2 separate regions of the Mus musculus genome follow, and region 2 is linked to region 1. A link is a contact called in ENCODE Hi-C or POLR2A ChIA-PET data. All regions are on one chromosome and are shown on one strand. The core of a region is the stretch at or near the end of the contact, and the rest is flanking DNA. Distances in the headings are between cores, read along the strand shown. Region 1 holds the start of Zfp2 (zinc finger protein 2). Region 2 holds the start of Zfp354c (zinc finger protein 354C).

The links. Hi-C counts contacts between places; a loop is a spot of excess contacts on that map. ChIA-PET counts read pairs that join two places held with the same protein, here RNA polymerase II (POLR2A).
Region 2: a loop to region 1 is called in a map of left cerebral cortex, with 2.8 times the contacts of the local background. The contact joins the promoter of Zfp354c here to the promoter of Zfp2 in region 1. A Hi-C loop is called at or near these places in 6 of 37 maps with a recorded cell type or tissue (T-helper 17 cell, gastrocnemius, heart and 1 more). POLR2A ChIA-PET finds 5 or more read pairs at or near these places in 2 of 5 experiments (Patski and embryonic stem cell).

What each region holds. Positions count from the first base shown.
Region 1 is chr11:50,914,733-50,917,432 of GRCm38, forward strand. It overlaps Zfp2 (zinc finger protein 2), which reads right to left and starts at 1,444. Exons shown (of 6, transcript NM_001044698.2): 1 at 1,377-1,444.
Region 2 is chr11:50,826,438-50,829,137 of GRCm38, forward strand. It overlaps Zfp354c (zinc finger protein 354C), which reads right to left and starts at 1,294. Exons shown (of 5, transcript NM_013922.4): 1 at 1,142-1,294; 2 at 1-73. The coding sequence starts at 21. It also overlaps a transcript of Zfp879 not described here.

The DNA of each region.
Region 1 (2,700 bases), core at 194-2,693:
GGAGGATGAAATGCCCGAGGGCTTGGAGGAAGATGGAGGATGCTTCTCGGCCCTGACCTCAGGTCTTCACCTGAATGTGGCTATATGTGCACCTGTACCCATGCATACATGCAGCCATAGATACATACAAGTGAAATGTAGGTTTATATGACTATAGCAATATGCAACTTTTCTGTAGATTCATCTGTTTGTACAACAGATGCAAAAGTTAGGAATAAAATGGGCTGGAGTTTAGCATAAGGATATTATTTGAAGGAGGGTCTTCTCACTAAGTAGCCTTGGCTGGCCCAGACTCTGTGGAGCAGGTGGCCTCAAACTCATCCCCCTGCCTCTGTGGGATTCAAGGCACACACTACCACACCTAGCTTGCACCTCTCCAAAGCTTAAGAGGCTACTAGCAGCACTTCCAGTTGATGTGGGGCGTCAGTCACTCTTAACACCGCAACCATCTTTAGAAACTGCTACTTTTCTGGAAAGAATAAGACAGGAGATGCCCAAAGGTCTAATTATAACGTTGACCTAGAAATTTCACTACAAGGTTTTGTGGAAAGAGGCAATACAAAGAATGACATAACTGTACCATGTCCAATATTAAAATAAAAACAAAACACAACAAAAACAAAAAAGCCCAAAAGTCCAAAGGGAACCATTCGTGAAAATGACAGCTTTAACTGCTCTTAAAAATTAGTGTCTTAAGGCTATTCTCATCTCCATTGGGTGGTGGTTTAGATGCACTTCAAGCATCTTACAAAATGCCTTTTGTAACTCCATTTTTAAAGGTGAATGGAGGAAAGGCACTAACATCTTTTTTTTTTTTTTTGGAAGCAAAAGGTTTCTATTTATACATATAACACAATACATGGACTTTAGGACAAATTTCGAATGATTTCGCTCGTACATTTTTCTAGTTGACCAATAATGAACTTAAAGAAAGGGTGGGCACGTTCTTGCTTATTCAGGACTCATTTTACAAGCTCCTCCTTCGCAGGCAGAGGGCGGGTCCCCAGCAGCGGTGCACACAATGGCCAGAGCCCCGGACTGTGGTCCCGTGCCCTGCCAAGCTTCAGAGAGCGGGTCTACCACGCATTCATAGTGCATACCGAACCAGAGCTGCTCGGCCAGGTAGAGCTGGAGAGCAGTCGGGCGCGAATGACCCCGGGGTACGGGGGGATACCGAGCTGGGGGGTCTCGGTTAGGGTGTCCTGCGGCCTGGCGCGCGCGTGAGCTGCGCACCTGCGACTTCGTGCTCCTTGCGGACGAAGGATCACCTTTCTGTCTGGCCGGCTCTGCTCTTTTGGCACCAGAGCCCCGGGCTCCCAGTGGGAACGCCTCCGCCTCCCCGCCCGTGGACCACCCGCCCGAGGAAGCGCACTCACCACAGTCACTGAAGAAGCCAGAGGCTGGCGGCACAGGCAGCCGCACTGGGCGCGCGGGACTACATTTCCCACAAGACCATGAGCCCTCGACAGGGCTTCCAGTTGCGCAGGCGCAACCGCAGGGCTGCGGGCCAGCGATTGCTCCCCTAGTGCTCAGGCAAGGTTTGCCACCTTAAGCTTATTTTCTTAAAGAAACTGGTTCTAGAACCTTTTCCTTTCCTAAATTAAGAGAACCTTGGACACCCCCTTGCATGAGGTTAGGATGAGAGGTAAGCTACTAATGTAATGTAGATACTTCACGGCGCTCTGTGACCAGGTAGTAAATGATGCACTGGCTGGGTGAATTGTTACTGTGGAAAACCAGCCACCTCTGTGAGTGAAACTCGTGGGTGCTAAGGTAGTTTCGGCTGCATCCACGGCTTTGGAACTTGGAGAATATCTTAGGATAATTTCCATCCTATCTTAGGATAGAAAGATAGGTTACAAACTGTAATATTGGGTTCTTGTCTGGCCGCTTGTTTTTTAACGTTTTTTCTTTAAAATCTGACATCATGATACTTGAATACAGTGCACTGTGATCACATTCACCCCCAGCGACCCTCATTCATGTGCCCTTCTTTCACTGACCTCCATCCTTCCCAACTAGTCCTTCTTCTATACTTTTGGTCCTTTCCCCCTCGCTTCAGCCTGTAAAACTTCTATTCCATGCAACAAAGACTATGTTCCGAACCAAATGTCGGACGGGCATCTGGAGGCCACTTTTTGACGAGGCTCAAAAATCCTATTAGCCAAACGTGCGTGCCCAAATTCCTTTTATCCCACACCTTCCGCTTTTATCCCACACCTTCCGTCTTAGGTCTTTGACATTGTGTTTCTGCTCTGATGGGAGGATCTCCTGGGACTCGGAAGCTCAGGAACCACACAGCTCTGAGGTGGGACAATGTCCCAAAAGAAGGGCACCCTGAGACATGGGAGCTGAGGAACTAGATAGCTCTAAGAGGAAGCCTCCTCAGCAGAGGCGATGCAGCTACCAGGGCATGGCGTCCTCAGCGGAGCTCAGGAGCCTCAGTCCCTCTCCTTCTCATCGTTTCTTCTCTTCATTGCTTCTTTTCTTCTTCACTTCTGACCAGGCATAAGAATCTCATGAAAGAGATTTATTGGATGGACCAGGGTGTGAAGGGATGAATCCAGGGATGGCTGCTCTCTATCCTAGGGAACAGACAACAGGGAATTAGACAAAGTGGCAGTGCTTATATAGGATCTCTTAGGGGGCGGGGCTTTCCAGGGCAGAGATTTCCAGAGTGATGATTGGTGGGATTTCAAG
Region 2 (2,700 bases), core at 44-2,543, 88 kb before region 1:
AGCCAGCAAATCCACAGCCATTTCCCTTCTTAGTTTTTCTGCCAAAGGAGAGCCGAGTGCTGACCAAATATGCCTGGGAAGAAAAAAAAAAAAAAGGTGTAGTAAGGAATTCTGGTACAAAGGGAAGGCTTGGAGCCAGGAGGGTAAAGCCACCCACAAAGGGGTCTGGAGAAGTGGCTGTGTGATTAAAAGCACTTCCCTTGTTCGCAAAGAAGTTTGATTATCAGCACCCACATTGGGCTATCCACAGCTACTTGTAACTACAGGGGATCCAACATCCTCTCTGGCTTCCTTAGGTACTGTGTGCTCATGGGCACAGACACACAAACAGACACAAACATACACACATGAAAATAAATTAAGTTTTAAAACCCACCCATAATGGTACCAAATGACAGGAACACTGACAAAGCCAACCTGCCAAAACTACATCCCTTCTGTATATTAATCACTCTTCTTCTTTCTTACACTGATCCCTCCACACCCACCTACAGACCCTTTAGCACCTTGTACAAGATTCGTGGCAATGTCAAAAGGTTGGGCAGGACTGATTTAAAGTACAAAGGATAATGTGTCCAAGCTCTCTGCAAATGCTGTGTCTGTCTACCGCAAGAACTTAAGTGTTGGCTGTTTGGGAATTCCTGGAACCAGTCCTCTGTGCAGCAGAGGTGGGGCTGTGCTGTCGACGTGGCTGAGGTGGACAGCCAGGAGGTTCACAGCCTGCCCAAAGTGACAAGACAGCAAGCATCACAAATGGGAAGGAAATTCTGCTTTCAGTCTAAGGCTCCGATCAAGACTCAGAGAACTCTCGGGCCACAATGTGCCTTGGTTTCTTCTTCTGCACCATAGGCACAATGAAGGGCCAAGGGGCCTGTAACTTGCTATTAGATGCGCTAATTCATTAAGTTAGATTAGACTGCTAGGTATCGGCTGTTGATTTTATGATCTGCATAGCTAAGATGCTACAGAAGATGCACAGGCCTCTGGATCCGCAGTTTGGTCCCAGCCACGCTTCGTGGAGGGCCAAACCCGCAGAAAGATCCCCGAGCCTGAGGCCGCAGAGCAGTCGCCAGGCCGCGCCGGGCTCGCCGGGAAGCCCACCGCCCGCTACGCCCCGGTCGCCCCTCTTCACCCCACTCACGGACGCCGGCGCTCGCTCCCACCACTCTCAGCACGAGCAGTCTCGAGGATGTCGGCCCCAGACGCTCTCTCCTAGCACAGTCAGGATCACCTCCACCAGGAGCCCCCCAAAACGCCGCGAGCAGCCCCGCCACCGGGAGAAGCCCCAGAGAACTACTACTCCCGGCATGCCTGAGGTCTTTTCTGACTACACCTCCCAGAAGGCACCGGGGCCAGGCGCGTTCTGAAAGCTGAGTCGGGTCGTGTTGCACTGCAAATCCAGCAAGCCTGTCCCTGCTCTCTCAGTCAGTCCCTCAGACTTGTTTGCTAGGAGGGTGAAGTGATGTGACAGGACAAAAGTGGAATTTAGGGTTTAGGAGCGAGGTACCCATAGGTACCAGGCCAGCCTGACTGACTACATGTGGACAGCCAGGACTACATAGCGAGACTAAAACCAAAAAAAGTAAAACAAAACAAAACTCTAGGAGAACCCTAGCCCACATCACTAATCATTGTAGTTTATTTTTTTTACATTTTTTATTAGGTATTTAGCTCATTTACATTTCCAATGCTATACCAAAAGTCCCCCATACCCACCCACCCCCACTCCCCTACCCACCCACTCCCCCTTTTTGGCCCTGGCGTTCCCCCGTACTGGGGCATATAAAGTTTGCGTGTCCAATGGGCCTCTCTTTCCAGTGATGGCCAACTAGGCCATCTTTTGATACATATGCAGCTAGAGTCAAGAGCTCCGGGGTACTGGTTAGTTCATAATGTTGTTCCACATATAGGGTTGCAGATCCCTTTAGCTCCTTGGGTACTTTCTCTAGCTCCTCCATTGGGAGCCCTGTGATCCATCCATTATCTGACTGTGAGCATCCACTTCTGTGTTTGCTAGGCCCCGGCATAGTCTCACAAGAGACAGCTACATCTGGGTCCTTTCGATAAAATCTTGCTAGTATATGCAATGGTGTCAGCGTTTGGATGCTGATTATGGGGTGGATCCCTGGATATGGCAGTCTCTACATGGTCCATCCTTTCATCTCAGCTCCAAACTTTGTCTTTGTAACTCCTTCCATGGGTGTTTTGTTCCCAATTCTAAGGGGGGGCATAGTGTCCACGCCCCAACTGGTAAGAAGGACACATGCTCCACTATGTTCATAGCAGCCTTATTTATAATAGCCAGAAGCTGGAAAGAACCCAGATGCCCCTCAACAGAGGAATGGATACAGAAAATGTGGTACATCTACACAATGGAGTACTACTCAGCTATTAAAAAGAATGAATTTATGAAATTCCTAGCCAAATGGATGGACCTGGAGGGCATCATCCTGAGTGAGGTAACACATTCATAAAGGAACTCACACAATATGTACTCACTGATAAGTGGATATTAGCCCCAAACCTAGGATACCCAAGATATAAGATACAATTTGCTAAACACATTGTAGTTTATTTTTACTGTATACAATACACAGAAAACAATGTGACATGGGCCTTGATGTGCATCCCAGGATGGCTTCAGAAAGCAGGAGGATTAAAAAATAAAAGTAATTGATTGAATGCCTTTTGATTTTTTTT